Linked DNA regions of Mus musculus: region 1 is linked to region 2. A link is a loop called in an ENCODE intact Hi-C map of the cell type or tissue named here. Cell type or tissue: left cerebral cortex. All regions are shown on one strand. Links, peaks and the distances in the headings refer to the core of each region. The heading gives the core; the rest is flanking DNA.

Region 1 (10,331 bases), core at 820-8,819, 330 kb after region 2:
AATGTCTTAACAGTACCCAAATTCAAGTTTAAAATTTTAAATATTAAAAATACTTACTGAGAGAATAGACATTAAGGCCAGTCGTAAATGTACTCGCCATCTTCTTCAACTCCACCCCAAGTCTATTTCACTTCCAGTAGAAGTCCATGAGATTATTATGTGACATTGTTATTGTTTAGTTTGTTTGAGACAGGGTCTTCTCATATAGTCCTGGCTTTGAACTCACAAAGATCTGCCAGCCTCTGCCTCTGAGTGCTGGAATTCATGCACCCCACCCACACCTGGCTAAAATTCAAAAGTAAAGAATTTAGAAATTTTAAAAGTCATTTATATCCTTTGATTTATAACTGTCCTTTTTCTTATTTCGTGTTGGTTAGACTGTAGCTGTTTATGATGTGTATTAATGCAGATATGAAAAGTGCTCTCTGAGTGTTTTAAGTGGATTCTTTTTTTCAATTTTTACTAAGTTGCTTTTGTTTTGTGATGCGTTTTAAATCATTTTCCTTTTTTTTTTTCAAGATACGCTGTGATAGCATTTGGATGTGCCAGCTGTCCAAAACTAACTTGTGGGCGAGAAGGCTGTGGAACAGAGTTTTGCTACCACTGTAAACAGATCTGGCATCCAAACCAGACCTGTGATGCTGCTCGACAGGAAAGAGCCCAAAGTTTACGCTTAAGAACTATACGTTCTTCATCTATTAGTTACAGCCAGGAATCTGGAGCAGCAGGTATTATGTCTGTATTTATATACTCGGGGTGGGGTGGGGTGGGGCGTGAGGGGGCAAATGAGTGGAGATCAGAGGATAATGTGGGTGTAGGTCCTCACCTTTTGCTTGCCTTAAACAGGGTGCCTTATTTTTTTTCTGTTGTGTATGTCAGTAGAGCTACCCTGGACTTCCCCTGTCCCTGCCTTCCATTTCACCATAGAAGCACTGGGATTGCAGACGTGTGTGTACTTCTGTGCTTGTTTGCCCGTCTGTGTGTGATTTCCGGGGATTCAAACTTTGATCTTCATAAATATGAAGAAAGTACTTTCCTTACTGAGCCCTCTGCCTAGTCCCTATCTGATTTTAAAAATAATAAGTTATTTGACACATAGAGATTGCTTGGTGATTGGGGGGGGTGGGGAAAGAAAGGGGTTTATTCAACTTATACTTCCACATTGCTGTTCATTACCAACAGAAGTTTGGACAGGAACCTAGAGGAAGGAGCTGATGCAGAGGCCATGGAGGGATGCTGCTTATTGGCTTGTTCCTTATGACCTTCTCAGCCTACTTTCTTATAGATGCCAAGACTACCAGCCAAAGGATTGCCCCACCCTCAGTGAGCTGGGCCTACCCCATTGATCACTAATTGAGAAAATGCCTTAGAGCTGGATCTCATGGAGGCATTTCCTCACCTGAGGCTTTTTTCTCTGTAATGACTCTAGCTGGCATCAAGTAGACATACAAAATCAGCCAGTACAATTGACCACTTGTCATCTTGACACACAAACATATCACTATTAAACTACAACCTTTCCTTACTTATTTAGCCCCAAGATTGCACATTAAAAACATAAATAACTTTAAAAGTCCCACAGTCTTTACAATTTCAGACCCATTAAAATTTCAGTTCCTCACCAACCCATCTAAAAAAACCTTTGATCTACAGTTTGTCCTGCCCACAGAGTGTTCTGGGACCAGAGCCCAAGCATAATTCCCATCAGAGAGACCAGAGACTTCACCCAGCAACTGATAAGGGCAGATGCAGAGTCCCACAGCCGAACATTGAGTGGAGCTTGGGGAGTTCTGTGGAGGATGGGGAGGAAGGATCAGAGGAACCAGAGGGGTCAGGGACACCACAGAATCAACCAACTGGGACTCATGGGGGCTCACAGAGATCAGGAAGCCTGTAGGGGTCTGACCTAGGTCCTCTGCATATATGTTATGGGTAAATAGCTTGGCGTTCTTGTGGAATTTCTAACAGTGGAAGTGGGGGCTGTCTCTGGCTCTTTTGATCATCGTGGGATACTTTTCCTCCTACTGGGTTGTCTCTTCCAACCTTGATGTGATGGTATGTGCCTAGTCTTACGTAGTTTGTTATGCTGTGTCCAGTTGATGTCCCTGGGAAAGTCTGTTCTTTCTGAGCAGAGACATGGGGCTGGATCTGGGGGAGAAGAGAGATGTAGGGAAGAGACTTCAGTGATGGAAGGAAGGGAAAACTGCAGTTAGAATGTAATATATGAGAGAAGAAACAAAAAATTTCAGTCCCTTTAAAACTGTTTCTTTTAAAATCCAAACTCTTTAAATTGTTGGCTCCAGTAAAAAACAAACAAACAAAAACAAAGTACTTTCCTACTTCAAGAGGGAAACATCAGGGCATAGTCACAGTCAAATCAAAACCAAACCAAACTCCAGCCATCCACTCATGATCTTCTGAACTACAAAGGGCTTGAGTCACTTTTCTGTCTGTGCCCTCTACAGCACACACAGCTTGTCTTCTAGGGTCTGTCTGGCTCCACCCCACTGCTGGGGCTGTTCTTGGTGATCATCTCACAGTACTGGCATCCCTAAAACACTGGGGTCTTCAGCTGCAACTGGGCCGCACTTTGACCCATACCCTCTCATAGGCTCTCCTTGTGGTGCCAAACCTCAACTTCTTTACATGGCTTCTTTAGTCCTAGGTCTTCAACCTGACACTGAGACTGCACCTTCACCGATAATGGCCTCTCCTACCCTCTTAAACAGTGCCAAGCCTCAGCTGCTCTTCATGACCACTTCATGCCTTCAGAAACCAGTACTACCTGGGTGACTCTTACACTGCCAAGCTTGGTTGCTAGCACTTGAGGTCCAACCTTGGCCTCCTCTGGAACACAGCTTCTCTGTGTTCTCAGGAACACTTCCCAGAAGATTTCACCTCAGTGATGCTGGTCTCTTCTTAATCACTGCTAATTTCTTAGCTCCAGCTAACCAGCTTCAATTGTCCCAGTAATTCAAAGGTTTTATTTCAGTGGTGCTGGTCTCTTGTTAATTGCAGCTAACTCTACAGCCCCAGCTGACCAGAATGGCAGAATCTTAATTCAGAATGGCAAATGGTTCTAATCTTTAAACTTTCCTCTGAAGCTTCATAAGCCAGGCCTCCATCTTCTACATTGTTCTCAACATTCTTATCCTCCAAGCTCTTAAAGACTTCTCAACTGAGCTCTTAGCATTCACTGGCCCATCTAACCCCAACTTCCGATGTTCTTCCACTGTCCTCCCCCAAACATGGTCAGGGCTGTCACAGCAATCCCTCATTATTCTGGTACCAACTTGTCTTAGTTAGGGTTTCTGTTGCTGTGATGAAACACCATGACCAAGTTGGAGAAAACAAAGCACTTGGAAAGCGAGGCAAGCATATCTCTGTGAGTTCAAGGCCAGCCTGGTTTACGGAGATAGTTCCAGGATAGCCAAGACTTCATAGAGAAACCCTGTCTTGAAAAACAGCAGTAAAAAAAGGTGTCTTATGTTTCTCTTATAGAAACCTTACTCTTGATATATTCTTGTTTAATAAACACAGAAAGTGGGTCTAAGATTGGAAAGATTTTTCTGTCATTGACAACAACAAAAAAAGCCACTGAGTATAGTCTGTATCTATTATTCATAAATGCATGGTATATAAAACTTGTAAATACATTTAATAAATAGTAATTTGGAATGTATTACCTGGATTGAATAATTTATAGGTTTTTCTTTTTGTATGAATACCATGTAATTAGATTATGTTTCATTTAAATATTTTGTGAAATAAAACTTTGTATGTTCAATCTAGGAGTAAGTGGATAAAAACCATACCTTACTTAGGAAGACACACAGAACTTCTAGGTGTCTTTAGGCAGGAGATTAAGTTACCTAAGAATTTTCTTTGTTCATTGGAGTTTTAATCCCTAGGAAACATTTTGTCTTGATAGTAACAACAGAAAAATTTCAAAAGTATAAAAATTTGTAAAAAGAAAAGAAAAATATATTCCTACCAACCAGTAATACATATTCGTACTAACCAGTAATATATTGAGATTGTCATATACTTTATCCTGCTTGAGAACAAGTCTCTTAAGCTTTACTATGGGTTTAATATTTTATATAATATACTTGAGTTTTCCTTCTTACTTGCCTACTGGCTTGTTTGCATTTCCTCTCCTAAAGATCTGAGGCCTTACGCAAAGGCATCAGCAGTAGTTGTAATAACGATGCATAGGGATGCAGACAGAGTTTCGGGAGGCTCTGGTCCTGGAGACTGAGCAGCAGCCACTGCACGTTTTCCTTGGAGATAACAGGCATGCTTTCCTCTGCCTGCGGAGATATGTCTGTCCACAGGACACACAGACACGTAGAGTCATAGAATAAACTCCAGCCTCCTTTTCCTCTGTGGCCTGAGCAAGGCATTTGTCCCAACTTAAAATGAAGACACTAACAATGCTTATGTCTGTGGGGTTGCAACATTTCTAGCTCATACACATTCTTACAATGTTAGATATGGAAATGCCACAGAGATCTGCTAGAGATTTGAGCTGGTGTGAACCATCACTAATTAAGAAGGAACACTGAAATGGTTTTTGATATTTTTAAAAATGAACATTGCAAATTAGTTATCTAAGCAAATATTGGGCTTCCTCCAAATAGTCACCCTGGGAGTATCAGTAACCATGCTACACTGGAAGGCTCTGCTTGTTATAACTAGCAAATTCTGCAAAGGCTCTATCAGTTTGGCTTGAATGTGGCTATCTGTTGAAATAACCAAAGTTCTTTTATAGCTAAGTAAAACTAGTGGTATCATGCCAGGTAAACCAGGGATTTAGTTCAGGTGGGTTGTGTTCAAGCTTTCTGATGTTGTGACACAACATTGTTACATACAAAGTTCACACTCTAGAACTATGCGATAGTTACCTCCACCCTCAAAAAAATCCAAAAATAATGTCATAATGTTTAATAAGTTTACATTTTGTGTTTGCTGCTTCTTAAGCAGATAGGAATAGCATTTCTTTTTGAAATATATGTTGTCTTATGTGTAAAAGACAGCTTTTTTTTCTTATCCTGTGTTTAAAATTTGTAGTGCAAATGTTATATTTTTAAAGTCATTTAAATCATATAAGTGCTTTTTATATTCTAGAAATTAATCATTTATCTTTGTCTTTGGCTGCTTAGAGCCATTAGTTTGCTCAAAATAGCTTGAATTATTAAAATACTAATGTGAGCCTTACTAATTTTTAAGTTGTAAACAGCTTTATAAGAAACACTAAGAAAACTTGAACTCTTTGATAAAGCAGTTAAAAATTAAGCATAAAACTTGTAGAAAGGAAAATAGAATATTACCTTAATGTTTTAAAAAGTAGTAGCATGGGCTCTGTGGTTACTGCTCTTGTAAAGGTCCTGAGTTCAATTTCTAGCAACCACATGGTGGCTCATAACCATCTGTAATGGGATCTGATGTGTGTGTCTGAAGACAGCTACAGTGTACTCATGTAATAAAATAAATAATTCTTTAAAAAAATAATGGCATGGAACAAATACTTAAACCCAGTGGTTGGCATTATAAATACATTTTCTGAACTGCATTTAAGATAGAGAATATAGATGGGTAATGGAAACCATTAGATAACTACAGGTTGCTACTCAAAGAACAGCTAGAATTCAAATGATAGTATAGCTCTTATCCTTTGTTGATGCCTAAGGTTATCTACGACTGGATTTTTAACTTGGCACTGTTGTGTATTTGTAACATGTTAATCATATACTTTGATTCATGACACTTGAACAGAAAGACAGAGACCACTCACTAGCAGTCATGAGGATAAGAGTGGTTGCCTTTATTCTGAAGCTGTTCTCTATGATTTATAGTGCTCATGGTTGTTGTAATTGCAAGAGAAAAGGGAGTTTCCACAGTGTGCGTTTGTTTGTGGACAGTGCCGTAGGTGAATATGAAGTGGCCACTTCCTAAGAAAGTGGCCTCTTCACTGAAAGAGCAGTATACAGTTCTGAACTCCCCTTTGTCTTTACTCTTTGTTCTCATTGCTACAGTGTTTGAAACAATGTTTACAACCTGTAAATTTAATACAAGGTATATTTTTTCCATACTAAAACCAACAGTCTAAAATTGCCACTTAATGAACTGTAATTGCAAAGATTTGTTGGGTAGTGTTATGACTGCTAATGTTCTATACACTTTATATTTTCTTGTCTCTTTGTTCCTTATAGCTGATGATATAAAGCCATGTCCACGATGTGCTGCTTATATAATAAAGATGAATGATGGGAGTTGCAATCATATGACATGTGCTGTCTGTGGTTGTGAGTTTTGTTGGCTATGTATGAAAGAAATCTCCGATTTACATTATCTAAGGTAAGCTTGTAGAGAGAACTATTTATGCATAAATAGACTTTACACTGTATATCAGAGTTTTTGTTTGGAAAATAATATTAATCTAAGTAATTTTATTCCTAAGATTTATAAGCTACATAAAGAGATGGATTTTATTCTTACTTATATAAGCTTAAAAGTTAACAAATTGGGCTGGTGAGATGGCTCAGTGGGTAAGAGCACTGACTGCTCTTCCAAAGGTCCTGAGTTCAAATCCCAGCAACCACATGGTGGCTCACAACCACCTATAATGAGGTCTGTCTTCTGGTGCATCTGAAGATAGCTACAATGTACTTATTTATAATAATAAACAGCTGGGCTGACCAGAGTGAGCAGAGGTCCTAAATTCAATTTCCAACAACCAAATGAAGGCTCACAACTACAGTGTACTCATATACAAAAAATAAATAAATCTTTTTTAAAAAAGAGCACCAGCTGCTCTTCCAGAGGACCGTGTTTGACTCCCAGTACCCACATGGTGGCTCACAACCATCCACAATTCCAGTTCGGAGGATCCGACACCCTCCTCTGGTCTCCAGGGCACTGCACTTACATTGTGCCAGCCAAACACCTATATACATTTAAAAAAAAGTTAACAAATTATACTTAAATAACTTAGAATTAATAAAAATAGGAAGTAAAGGTTCCCAGTGTTACTGTTGAACTTTAGTGCTAATATTTGCTGTTCTGTGCAGTTAATCCAGCTCTTAATTTTCTTATCAATAAAGTGTCTCATTTAGGCACCCAAGATCGGTTGGTTAACTAACTAATTAAGTTGGTTTTTGAGGCAGGGCTTCTCTGTGTAGCTATCCTAGAGCTCTGTAGACCAGGATGGCCTTAAACTCACAGAGATCTACTTGTCTCTGCCTCCCAAATGCCAGGATTAAAGCGTAGGCCGCCACAGCCTGTCCCAAGGTGAATTTATGAGTGTATCAGTACACTCTTCAGAAACTTAGGTTTTGAAAGTCATGGAGAACTAGGGATAAATTTAAAATCATAATTAGCAATATCCTGTTCTTATAACTTTAGTGGATCTTTCTCTAATCTTTTGGCTTTTTAATGAACACAAAGTAAAAAGGAAGGGGTAATGAGGTATGAATGGGTAATGAAGAGGCAGTCCTTTCTGCAGTTGTTGCTTTGATGGTTTGTAGTTTATTTGTCCTGCTACTTCCTAAAAGCTATTATATAATTCCCCTCTCAGTCCCTCAGGTTGTACTTTTTGGGGGAAGAAACCCTGGAGCCGAAAGAAGAAAATCCTGTGGCAGCTGGGAACCCTTGTTGGTGCTCCCGTAGGGATTGCTCTCATAGCTGGCATTGCCATTCCCGCCATGATCATTGGCATTCCTGTGTACGTGGGCCGCAAGGTAAGTGCCTCTTCCTGCTGCAGCTTACTCTAAATTCTGTCTTCTTCTTCTTCTTCTCCTTCTCCTCCTCCTCCTCCTCCTCCTCCTCCTCCTCCTCCTCCTTCTTCTTCTTCTTCTTCTTTCTTTTTTTAAAAATTTTACTTATTTTTGGTTTTCCAAGACAGGGTTTCTCTGTGGAGCCCTGGCTGTCCTGGAACTCACTCTGTAGACCAGGCTGGCCTCGAACTCAGAAATCCGCCTGCCTCTGCCTCCCAAGTGCTGGCATTAAAGGCGTGCGCCACCACTGCCTAGCTAACTGTGTGTCTTCTTAGTAACAAAGGCCCTTTGCTTTGTTCTTTAACATAGAATTTGGTTTAAAATTCTTTACTATAAATGTTTTGGGCTGGGGATATAATTCTATTGGTAGAATTTTTCATGGCAAAGTCCTGGATTTGTTTTCTGGCACCACATAAACTGGTTGTGGTGGCCCATACTTGTAATTCTGACACTCAGGAAGTGGGAGCAGAAGGAGCAGAGGTTCAGAGTCATCTTCAGGATATAGGAAGCTTGAAGGTAGCCCGTATGTCTCAAAAATAAAACAAGGAAACTAACAAAAGACCCTATTTTATACAGTAAACTCGAGTGTTTTGCAAGCTAATATGCATGTATTAAAAACAACCTTCATTTAAAATTGTCACAATCTCTGTGTTATAGATTGAATGTCTGGTATGAAGTTTCGAAGGATAATTGACATTGTTCTCCCAGATATATCCTTGTAAAGTTATTTCTGTGAGATATTTAAGATAGAAATCAATAGCTAAGGAATGCATGCCCTCAAGCAAAAAATAATTAATGAGTTCTTAAATTCTTTACTCTTCAAAGCTTTTTCTACCTCCATTATATTACTGCTGCTAATAGTTTACAAGTTATAGCAGTCTTTGCTGGAAGTCCATTGCCAGCATTTGCTGATCCCTACTGCTGTCCTATAAACGTTGATATGTGTCATTAGCTAAGTAACCTTTTTTTGAAGAACTAATGAAATAATTTATGAAGTACTAAGAAGTCTGTTGCCATCTCAGTTAAATTAAGTAAATGTCAAGAAATTATGTAATCCTAGACGAATAAGAACAAAGAAAGCCATTTTCATAGGGAAATTAACAGTTGAAAAGTCCAAACTATATGGAGGGTGGGGTGTCCCTGTGTAGTCACCGTGTGGCCGTGGCTGTTCTGGAACTCAGAGATCAGCCTGCCTCTGCTTCCCAAAGGAAAGGTGGTTTCACCACACTCAGCCAATGACTAATCCTAACGTAGCACCCTAGGTATTTTAGCTTCTAATCTGTGTGTTGGAATAGTAAAGTTTACATTTACTTGTTCATGGTGTGCATGTGAGCCTGAGTAGAGGTTAGAGGACAACTTGCTAGAGTTGGTTTTCTGCTTCAACTGTGTTGTGCAGGGTCACGCTCAGATCGTCAGGCTTGACAGCAAATACTGTTACCCTCTGAACAACAGTGCGGTTTAGAAAGGTTCTATAATTGATCTTTAATCACATAGAAAGGGATTTGAGTCCAAGTAAATCTGTATATGAAGTCCCTCATAAGTTTCAGTCTAGCCATTGGGCACCCAGTCCTGGAGAAAGTACTTATCTATGCTATTGCCAGATGGCTGCTTCTTAGCTTGGGTTTCTGTTGCTGCAATAAAACACCATGACCAAAAAAAAAAAAAAAAGCAAGGAGGGAAAGAGTTATTGGGCTTATACTTTCACCTTGTATTCTATCACTGAAAGAAACAAGAATAGGAACTCAAGCTGGGCAGTGGTGGTGCAGATTTCTGAGTTTGAGACCATCCTGGTCTACAAAGTGAGTCCCAGGATAGCCAGAGCTATAAGAGAAACCCTGTCTTGAAAAACAAAAAAACAAACAAACAAAAGAATAGGAACTCAAACACATTAGGAACCTGGAGGAGGAGCTGCTGCAGAGGCCATGGAAGGGTGCTGCTTACTGGCTTGCTCCCCAAGGCTTGTTCAGCCTACTTTCTTATAGAACCCAGGACCACCAGCCCAGATACAGCACCACCCACCATCACTGGGCCCCACCAGTCACTGATTAAGGAAAGGCCTTAGAGCCGGATGGATCTTATGGAGGCTTCTTGTCAATTGTGGTTTGCTCCTCTCAGATGACTCGAGCTTGTGTCGAGGTGACATGACAGCCACCACAGCCACTGTTGTTAGGAAATACTTAGGTGGAGTCAGACTTCCCATTGTGTCTTAGTTCTGTGTATGCATAGTGCTCCTACACTTAGGATGAGAATGATCTTCTTCTGTAAGACAGCTACATGTACTTCATTTGCCTGCATGTCTGGTGCTTGCAGAAGCCAGAAGACAGCATGAGATTCCCCCAGAATGAGTTACAGACAGTTAGGAGCCGCCATGTAGTGCTGGTACTCAAACTCCGCTCTCTGGAAGAGCAGCATGTACTGTTAACTGCTGGGCCATCCTTCTAGCCCTGAAAATACAATCCAAAAAAAAAAAAAAAGGAAAACCAACATTACTTTTTAATTAGTTTTCATAGAAAGGCATATAGCTGGTTGGTACAGTACTTTGTCTAAGGAGGT
Region 2 (10,331 bases), core at 887-8,886:
CCTCTGGAAGAGCAGCCAGTGCTCTTTATCCACCAAGCTGTCTTTAGAGTCCCTGTGCTGCTTTTCCTGTTGAAACTTTTTTTCCTCTTGTCTGCCAGTTTTTATGTTTTTGACTGTTCTACTCCAAGACTTGAAGTCTTCTGTATCTCCCAATCTTTTATTATTTATTTATTTATTTTTTGAGACAGGGTTTCTCTGTGTAGCCCCGGCTGTCCTGGAACTCACTGTGTAGTCCATGCTGGCCTCAAACTCAGAAATTCACCTGCCTCTGCCTCCCAAGTGCTGGGATTAAAGGCTGTATCCCTCAGTCTTGAACTCATAGTCTACCTACCCTAGCCTTTCCAGTGCAAGGATTATGGTCCTAGATCAATATACCTGGCTTGGTCTGTACATTTTAAATGACATCTTTCATTTGTTTTGTAGGTCTCATGTAGCCTAAACTGAACTCAGATTGGCTATGTAGCAGAGGGTGGGGCAGAGGCTCTGGGGCAGAGGCTATTGTAGTAGAGGCTGTGGCAGAGGCTGTGGGGCAGAGGCCGTGGGGCAGAGGCTATTGTAGCAGAGGCTGTGGGGCAGAGGCTCTGGGGCAAAGGTTGACCTTGGACTTCTGACTTTGCTTTCTGCTCCCAGCATCAGGTTCCTGCCATGCAGGATTACACCACCTCCCCAACTCAGAATATTGTTATTAATATGATATGAATTTTGACATAAATCTTATTTTGAAAAGTATAGTAACTCAATCTAAAGTCATATTTTTCTTTTTCAACACTTTAATTAAAATATGTTAATTATCCATAATTATGGGCTTTATCATGACAAGGCCATCCTCTGTTATATGCAGCTGGAGCCATGGGTCCCTCCATGTATACTCTTTGGATGGTGGCTTATTCCCTGGGAGCTCTGGGGGGTCTGGTTGGTTGATATTGTTGTCCCTCCTATGGGGCTGCAAACCCCTTCAGCTCCTTCAGTCCTTTCCATAACTCCTCTGTTGGGGTCCCTGTGCTCAGCCCAATGGTTGGCTGTGAGCATCCGCATCTGTCTTGGTCAGAATCTCGCAGAGCCTCTCAGGAGACAGCTGTATCAGGCTCCTGTCAGCAAACTCTTTTTGGCATCAGCAATAGTGTCTGGGTTTGGTGTTTGAATATGGAATGGATCCCCAGGTGGGGCAGTCTCTGGATGGCCTTTCCTTCAATCTCTGCTCCACTCTTTGCCCCTGTATTTCTTTTAGACAGGAGCAATTCTGGGTTAAAATTTTGGAGATGAGTGGGTGGCCCCATCCCTAAACCAGAAGGCAAGGGGCATGGCTAACCTCTAGATATGGTCTCAACAGGTCCTATCTCCCCTATGTTAGGTATTTCAGCTAATGTCATCCCCATGGGGTCCTGGGAGGCTCTTGCTTTCCTGGCATCTGGGACTTTCTGGTGGCTACTTGTAGTTCCCCATCCCCTATTGCTATACACCTCTGTTCAATTTCCTGTCCCACTGTACATCTCCCCTGTCTCTTCCCATACCTGTTCCTGCTCCTCCTTTTTTCCCCTCCTCCTTCTCTCCTTCTTCCAAATCCCTCCCACCTTTTTTTTTTTTTTTAGTTCTGAGGTTTGACCCTGGGGCTTGACCATGTGAACCAAGTGGTCCCACCACTGAGTCACATCTACAGCTACAACTCCTTTAAACATTTCACTTGAAGGGTCTAGTGATGGTGGCACACTCCTTTAATCCCAGAACTGAATGGGCAGAGGCTGGCAGATCTCTGAGGCCAACAAAGTCTACACAGCAAGTTCCAGGACAGCCAGTGCTACACAGAAAAGCCCTGTCTCAAAGTTACTTCAAGAGTCTTGTCATTCAAGCAGCTGAGATTAAACATGTATGCCGTCACAGTGGGCTCCAGCTTTTAAAACTTGGGTTGACTGTTTATTGTTGAGGTGTAGTTGTCTGTGTGTCCTGGATCCCAGCCCTAGGCCACATGAGTGCTGTGAGTGTTTTCTTCTGTTTCGTGATTATGCCCATTCAATACTTCATGACCTCTTGACCTCACCCCATGTGGGATAACTGAACTTGGACACCATGAAAATGTGGCAAAAGCAAAAGGTTTTTAAAGTTCAGCAAGCAGAAAATAATTCAGAAATCCAATGTACAGTGGGTCTAAGGCCTCTCTGGCATTGTGCGCGCAAACTGCGCATGGTGGCTTTGACGCAGCCTTGATTCTGAGCATACGGCAGGCACACATCAGACTCTGCATGCTGTCCCACCCTACCCATAGTCCCTGCCAGAAATGGCTCAGCTCAAGTTTGTGACTCTTGGGTGTTATGATGGTAGCATTGTACTGTACACACGATGGTTTCTGTCTGTATAGAAACATGATTCAGTTATGGGAAGCATGGGCCATGAATATTCCCTCCTGCCACTCTGAAGCCCGTGTCAGGTAAGCACAGTCTAGATTATATTGTATTTACTTGTTTATTTTCAGTCCTTTGAGACAGGCTCTTACTATGTAGCTCTACCTGTCCTGGAACTTACTATGTAGACCAGGCTGGTCTTGAAGTCAGAATTCTGTTTTCCTCTCAGTCCTGAGTGCTGGGTTTAAAGGCATGAGCCACCATGCCTGGTTTATGTTTAGTTTTTAAAACTGCCATTTGAAGCTGGGTGGTGGTGGCACATGCCTTTAATCCCAGCACTTGGGAGCAGAGGCAGAGAGGCAGGTGGAGCTCTGTGAGTCCAAGGCCAGTCCAGTCAAAGGTCAAGTTCCAGGACAGCCAGGGCTACACAGAGAAACCCTGTCTCAAAACAAAACAAAACAAAACAAAACAAAACAAAACAAAACAAAAACAACCAACCACCACCACCACCACCACCACCAACAACAACAATTGCCACTTGAGTTGTCTACTTGAGCTTCAGTAGAAAAATGAAGACCAGAAAACTGACATGTGAATTTTGGCCTGAATTTAGAATTTCCAGCACTGTCTGTAATGGCCTTACCAGTCCTGCTGCCTTGTCCTGCATGCCCGTGGGCAGTGCCTTCTCTGCGCTAACAATCGTAAGACGACAGATGAGCTTCGTGAACACTGAAGATACTCTAGAACCCGAGCTAATTAAAAAATAAACAAGCATATGCATCCCAGTTTAAATAAATATGCTGAACTTATGTGTAACACATAATTGTTTTAGGATAAATTTATGATCTACCATAATCTATTTCTCAGTAAATGTTAGCTGCGCAGTTGTTAATCTACCTGTATACCCAGGACCATGCGGCTGCTCCTCAGGTGGGAAGGGTCATGAGAGGAACAAATTTTAAGAAGCTCTGCTCTAAATGGTGTCTTTTAATGAGCAAAAGAATTGCATTTTAATAAAATTGAGTGTATTGATTTTTGTACATGATTCCTGGTATATTTTGTCAGGACTCGGCAAGGTAGAAGCATTACACTTCATATGAATAAGTGTGTAAATGAGGGTTGGTGACAAGCAGCACAACCCTGAGGTTAGCCTAGTAACAGCTATAAAATCTCTATGCCTTGTCCCTCTCCAACAGTAAAAGCTCTGAGAAGTCAGCTCAGTGTGAGTAGAAAGTCTCTTGTAACTGGAGTTGGAGCCTGAGAGCAGGGAGTTGGAAAGAAATTAAAATCCAAACATGTAGCCGGGCAGTGGTGGCACATGCCTTTAATCCCAGCACTTGGGAGGCAGAGGCAGGTGAATTTCTGAGTTCGAGGCCAGCCTGGTCTACAGAGTGAGTTCCAGGACAGCCAGGGCTACACAGAGAAACCCTGTCTCGAAAAACATAGATAAATAAATAAATAAATAAATACCCAAACATGTCTAGTATCCTCAAAAGTAATTTTAACATAACTTTTTTTTTACTGATTTAAAAAACTAAAAAATTTTATGTGTATGAGTGTTTTGCCTGCATATAGTATGTGCATCACATGTGTGCCTGCTACAGATCCCTTGGAACTGGAGTCACAAGTGCTTGTGAGCCTGCTTGAAGTGCTGGGAACTCGACTTGCAAGGCTAGTACTAGATCTTAACAGCTGAGCCATCTCTCCACTCCACCTGCCTCCAGTTTCTTTGTTATGTGCTTGTGTGTCTGTGTGGGGGCATGTGTGTGTTCCAGTGCAGCATCTGTGGAGTCCAGCATGGAGTCTAGTCTAGACGATCCCCTGAGTCTAGAGCTACACTTGACTGTGAGCTGCTGCCTAGGAGGGATGCTGAAAACTGAACTTGGATACAAAAAAGCAGTTTGTGTTCTTAACCTCTGAGCCATCTCTCCAGCCCACTGACTTTTTAAAGGAGAGTTTTGACACAGTCAGACCCAAACAGCCATGTTCACATCCAAGCCTCAAACCCCTAGTGACAGAGTGGAAAAATGTTCTCCTCTAGTGTGGAGTGGTGACTTTTTAAAGTTTATTTATTTGACACTATCACACGAGGTATAAAAGAAATTTACGAGTATAGTATAGGAGTCGCCAGCCTGATGCCTCGTGCCCTGAACACTGAAGAAGGGCGGTCTCCCAGGTGACTGTAACTTCTCTGTCCTCAGATCCCTTGATGTCCCTGGCCATCCTGGTAATGTCCTATGTAGTGACAGACCTAGTTCAGAGCTGACAGGTGTTCAATTTGTGACTTTTTGCCTCATTTAGTTTGCAAGCATTTTTCAGTCTCCCCTCGACACTTTTGAACATCCAGGAGCTGTCATTCTGTGGAGTTGCCCTCACTTCCAGCTGGCCTGGGGTTTTCTTACTATCACACTGCATTTATGGATGGCTTAGTGGGGGACATCACACATCGTATGCTGAATTCTCCTCATTGGGTCGTCAGTTCTCCAGTGGTCTTATGTTGTTCTACTGCTGAGGACACCTCTTTTGAATACTGAAGCTGCCATCTGCCAAGGCAAAACTGTGGCCTTTCTCTGTGATCAATGGGTTCTTCTAAGGAAGTAATTTGAAAAAAGGCAGACATCTGGTTCAAATAACCATTCATTGTATTCATTGACATGGCTGTGAGGATTCATGCCTCCCTGGTTTATTTATTTATTTTTTTCTTAATGAGTTATCGTCTGCTACTTCCATTAAAAAAATTCCAAGAATTTTTTCAGTGCATAGTGTAATTTAGAATCTCAGGCCTGACTATCCCATATGCTTGTGCCACTGGGTCTGCACCTAGCCTTGTTAGGGTGCAAAGGAGCTGACTGAACCAGTACGCAGTTTTGACCAGTGTCCAGGTGAGTCACAGGTTCTTCAAGGCTTGGGAAACCCTGCTTTTTCAGCATCCAAGAAGTTATGGGGGTGTTCCAGCCTGTGCATCTGACTGCAGGTACTGAGAGGAAGATGGGATCTGAGGGTTGGCCTCCTTGGGTCTCTGGGGAGGAAGATGGGGGCTGAGGGCTAGCCTCCTTCCTTGGGTCTCTAGGGAGGAAGATGGGAGTTGAGGGCTGGCCTCCTTCCTTGGGTCTCTGGGGAGGAAGATGGGGACTGAGGGCTAGCCTCCTTCCTTGGGTCTCAGAACAGTTCTTCCAGTCTCTCATTGCTTAGAATGTAGTCACATGATGAATGCAGGGAGGGCAGGGAATATAGGTCTGCTCTGATAGTGGAGGGGTTTGAGAAGAGTTTCACTCTGTAGCCCACGCTGTTTTCACTAAATAGCCCAGGCTGGCTTTGAACTTCTAGTGATCTTCTTGCCTCAGCTAAATTCTGGAATTGTAGGCCTGAGTACTTGGTGGCAATCTGATTTTTTAATGGGGCTCATTGCCCTGTGATATGTCTTGATGGATAATATGGGTGATAGCTACTGATACTTTACAAGTATCTCTGTCCCCTGACTTTATTTGGTGGCAGCCCTTGTATCTTCTTGGCCCACTGGCAAATTGCTGGTAACCACAGCCAGTGCTGGGCAAGGAGAGCATCAGAGTCAAGGAGAAAGTCCCTGACCAGGTGTCCCTGCTATGCAGCCACCCTTCTGTTATACTGTAGGGCTGCAGGAAGTTCTGTCTCCTCTACAGTTTTCAATGCCAGGCAGCCATGTAGTGTGACCTCCCAGGTTGTCACCAAGACACAATTGAAATAAACTATGATACCAAACTTGACAGTGCCATTGAACACCAACTCCTCAGTAGAGCAGGGCCTCTCAAGCAGGGACAGACTCTTCTCCAGGAGCTGACGGCCAGATCTCTGTTGGGCTTGGGCCAGGGACCTGTTCTGCAGGAAGTGTGACAACCCCTGACTCTAAGTGCCATCTGCTTAACCCTGTGTTTCACCAGCTTAGCAAAGAGCACAGCAGTTTTCACCAGCTTAGCAAAGAGCACAGCAGCTGTTTCCTGCTGTGCACCTCAGTGGGGTCAGTCCCCAAGGCTCTCCTGATCCACCATGGTTTTGTGGATGCATTTTTTACTTGTCTGAGATTGCCTCTGCTTCTTGACTACTTGAATTCTTATTTTTATTTTTAGAACAGAAAAACAAACCAACCCAACCCAAAATCCCTTGAAGCAAACAAGCAGTCATGGTGTTTACAGCAGTCACCCTTGTTCACATGCTCTCTGAGATAAGAGCCTGCAGCCAGCATGGCCCCTCGATAAGTCCACATGAATTGGCCATACAGAACACAACATTGTGTTGTCTCAGACAAACATCCGGGTAACTTGGCCACCTTTACTGGTTTGAATGCAGTCAGTTTGCCTGAGTACCCAGGGGATCTTGAAAGACCAGTTCTTGCCATATTCATTTCCTCTTTCCCTAAGCATTGGACTTTAGAACACTAACACGTTTGCCAAAGGCTTCTAGAAATATCTAAGATATACAAAGAATTCTTCTTCAGATCCAGAACATCAGGGTGAAGCCCTTAAGGAATGCCAGGAGAGCCTGCATGTTTGTATCTTTGTGCTTCTTCAAAATGGAAATGGAGTGCTGCATACCGTCCCACTTGCCAGCCTGCCTCTTGCCAGCTGGGCTGGCACTGTTGGCATCAATCCCTCTACCTTTTCAACTCTGTTACCTGAGGCCAAGCTGTGACACTGTAGACTGTCTTGGAGCCTGGGCTGAGGATCCTGATCATGCCTGTGCACTTGTATGTCCACCACAGTGACCTTGACAGTGGCACACCTCACTTTCGTGTCTTGGCATCTTGCCTGATGGCACTCAAGTTTTGGTAAATGAAGTCTCGTTGGTTTCCTTAGAGGCTAAAGGCTACCTAAGGAGGACAGGGAGTGTTCATAACTTGTGGTGCTAAAGTCAGAAAGGGGTCGGAGGCAGCGAGAGAACAAACAGGTGCAAAGATTTGAGCGTGAACCCTACTCTACTGCTCACCCCACTCAGCCCTTCTTAGTGTTTTCCACTGTAAAGCAATGATAACAACTCCTGTGGGTTATCGGGAAGATTTGTGCAGATAAGATACATAAGCTGTCCAGTAGACAGGTAATCAACAGATTGAACTAAATGTTGTTATATGCCCTGGACAGTACTATGAGGGCTACCTGGGAGATCTTTTGCCTAAAATCACACTCTCTCTTCTCCTTGGAAGCTGTACTTGAATAACCAACATCAGGAATTGGTGTTAGAATGTATGCTGTGATTTCTAGAAGACCCATGTTAAAGGGCAACCTCACCACTTGCAAGTGGAGCCACTACAGCAAGCCTTTATCAAGAACTAGTCCAATCAGAATGGGCCTGGTGGCACAGGGCTGCCATCCTAGCTACTCAGGAGACAGGCACAAGGGTCACAAGTCAAAGGTCTGCTGGGACAGCCTATTGAGCCCCATGTCAAAATAAGTAAAATTTAAAGAGAGAGCTATAGATGATAGATAGGTAGGTGATAGCTAGATAGAATACACAGACACACACACACTTTATATAGGTAGACAGACAGATATATATATCGATCTCAGATGTAAAGTGTTCACTGTACATACATGAGGACTGAGTTTGGATCCCAGCACTAGCGTGAGAGTCTGGGTGTGTGTAATCCCCTCCCTGGGAGAGCTGAAGTGGAAGGATCACTGGGGGCTTCCTGGTCAGCTATTCTAGCCATTCAGTCAGCTCCAGACCCAGTGAAAGACCCTCTTCTTTGTAGAATAAAGTACTGGTCCTACACACACACACACACACACACACACACACACACACACCCCACATATACATGGATACACATACAAGCACACACACAGTCTACAGATATGCTCAGTGGTACAGCATTTGCCTAGACCCTGGGCTCAATCCTCAAAATTGAAAGAAAAACATCAGTTTAATTGATCAGCAAAGACTGAACTTGGAGAACAGGGCACTGCTGTACTTGTGATAAGTACTTTTTGTGCCCACTTGATCGTGGACTGCCTAAGTTCTTGATGGCTCCCCCTGATTGTATCTTTCTCTTGGAAGTATTTGGGCAATTAGCAAAGACATTGCACACAAAGGACAACTGCCTGGGCAAGAGGGAGTCAGAGTGGAGGCTTGTCTGTCTGTTAGCCAGTCCCACCGTGGGAGGGAGAACGGGAACTTCTTTCCCTCAGGAGCATGAGTGCTGCAAAGCCTGGCAGCAGTGTGAACGCGGAGCCTTCTGCAGTAGTCCACAGGGGGGCGCCATGTGCCAATCTTAATCTGTAAGATTCTGTCAAGAGGCGGAAGTTCACAAGCAACTGCTATGCAGAGACCAGTGTTGGTGCGGCTGCTTGCTGCCGAGGGAGCCCTGGCTGGCTTTCTGGCCCTTGCTCTCTCCGGATCTGAAAGTGAGGATCAGCCATCCAGTCTGAGGACTACACAATTCAGCGGCATCGCGAACTCCCAGGAAGTGCTGACATCCATCCACTCCTCAGGGCCTGCCCCTTGGAGGACCCGGTCAGAAGATCTGGCGTCGAACAGGACAGGATGGAGCAGCGAGGGGTCTGATGGCTTATTTTTTAATTCCTCTGGTGACAGTTTTATTGGGCTGTTATTTACATATGTTGTAACTCACCCATTTAAAGTGTACTGTTCAGGGGCTGGAGAGATGGCTCAGCGGTTAAGAGCACTGACTGCTCTTTCAGAGGTCCTGAGTTCAATTTGCAGCCACCACACGGTGCCTCACAACCATCTGTAGTGAGATCTGATGCCCTCTTCTGGTGTGTTTGAAGAGTGGCAATGTACTCACGCACACAATAAACAAACAAATAAATCTTTAAAAAAATTTGTACAGTTCAACGAGCTTGCTGAACACACGCATGGTTATGCAACCACCACCCTAACCATCCCTCAAAAAACTCAAAAAACCCTCTGTCTGTGATCTCACTTCCCAAAACCCCACTCCCAGGCAACACAGTTTTTACTTCTGAGTCTACAGAGTCACCTACTCTGGAGATTGATATAAATCAAGTGATGAGTTTAGTGCCTTTGCTTCTGGCTTGTCTCCCTGTTTGCAAGCTTTATCCCTGAGGCTCATGCAGCGGTGCTCATGCCAGTGTCTTAAGCAATAGAATTCTATTTCACTGTGTGAAATCCATAAACAAAATCCACATTTTGTTTATTGGGTCCTTATTTAATGATTTTTTTCTGTGTTCTAATTTATTATGAAGGATGTTGTTAGGACTATTCTCTTGAGAATAGTCATTTATTCTTTTTATTTATTCTTATATGTGGGGTATGGTGGTCAGGGAATAGCTCTGCAGAGCTGTTTTTTCCTTCCACCTTTCTGGGGGTTCCAGGGATTGAACTCTCATCACCAGATTTGTATAACAAGTCTTGCTACTCACTGAGTGAGCTCACCAACCCTTTTATATATGTGTTCTTGTAGGGACAAGATTGATTTATTTATTGTGTGTGTATGTGGTGTGCCTGTGTGTGCCTATGTGTGTGCACCTGTATGTGTATGTGTAGTATATGTAATTGTTAGTGTGGATATGTGTCGATGGGTGTGCAAGTATATGTATATACATGTGTGTGCGTGTGCGTGTGTATAAACCAAAGGTTGCCACCCCTCATCTTTTCCTGATCATCTTTATTTTTGGAGACAGTCTCTGGAGCTCACTGCTTCTGCTACTCTGGCTGGTGTGAGCTTTAGAGATTGCCTCTCTCTGCACCCACAGTGCTGGGGTGACAGGAATATGTCACCATGCCCTGCTTTCATGTGGGCTCCGGGGATCAGAACCCAGAGCCTCAGGTCTGCAAGGCAGACACACTTTCGTGACTGAGTGATTGCCCCAGTGCAGAGAGATTTTACCTTAAAGTGTTCTCCTGAATGAGTGGCAATGTAGGGAGAGTTTCTGGTTGTCCCTTCTGGAGGACAGAAGCTGCTGGTGGCAATTAGCTTGACTCTGGGGAAGCCACTAAATGTCATTAAGAGCTCATGGGAAACCACCTGTAACCCTGTGAACA

What was found. Peaks named below come from ENCODE experiments on the same cell type or tissue, not always from the same donor. Only the 100,000 strongest peaks of a DNase experiment are listed, where the experiment ranks them.
Region 1: a loop joins it to region 2, with 2.3 times the contacts of the local background. A loop is called at or near these places in 3 of 42 quality-filtered maps.

The regions. Positions count from the first base shown.
Region 1 is chr15:36,250,412-36,260,742 of GRCm38, reverse strand. Rnf19a (ring finger protein 19A) reads left to right here. Exons shown (of 10, transcript NM_013923.2): 3 at 520-728; 4 at 6,216-6,360; 5 at 7,580-7,742. Among named protein-coding and RNA genes, the nearest start is that of Mir8097, 15 kb to the right of the region's middle. In left cerebral cortex, for the core only: no CTCF peak of the experiment used is centred there; no DNase peak of the experiment used is centred there.
Region 2 is chr15:36,576,977-36,587,307 of GRCm38, reverse strand. No RefSeq gene overlaps it. Among named protein-coding and RNA genes, the nearest start is that of Snx31, 27 kb to the right of the region's middle. In left cerebral cortex, for the core only: a CTCF peak has its summit at 8,553 (motif pointing right); DNase peaks (open chromatin) are centred at 4,196 and 8,563; H3K4me3 peaks cover 297 bases.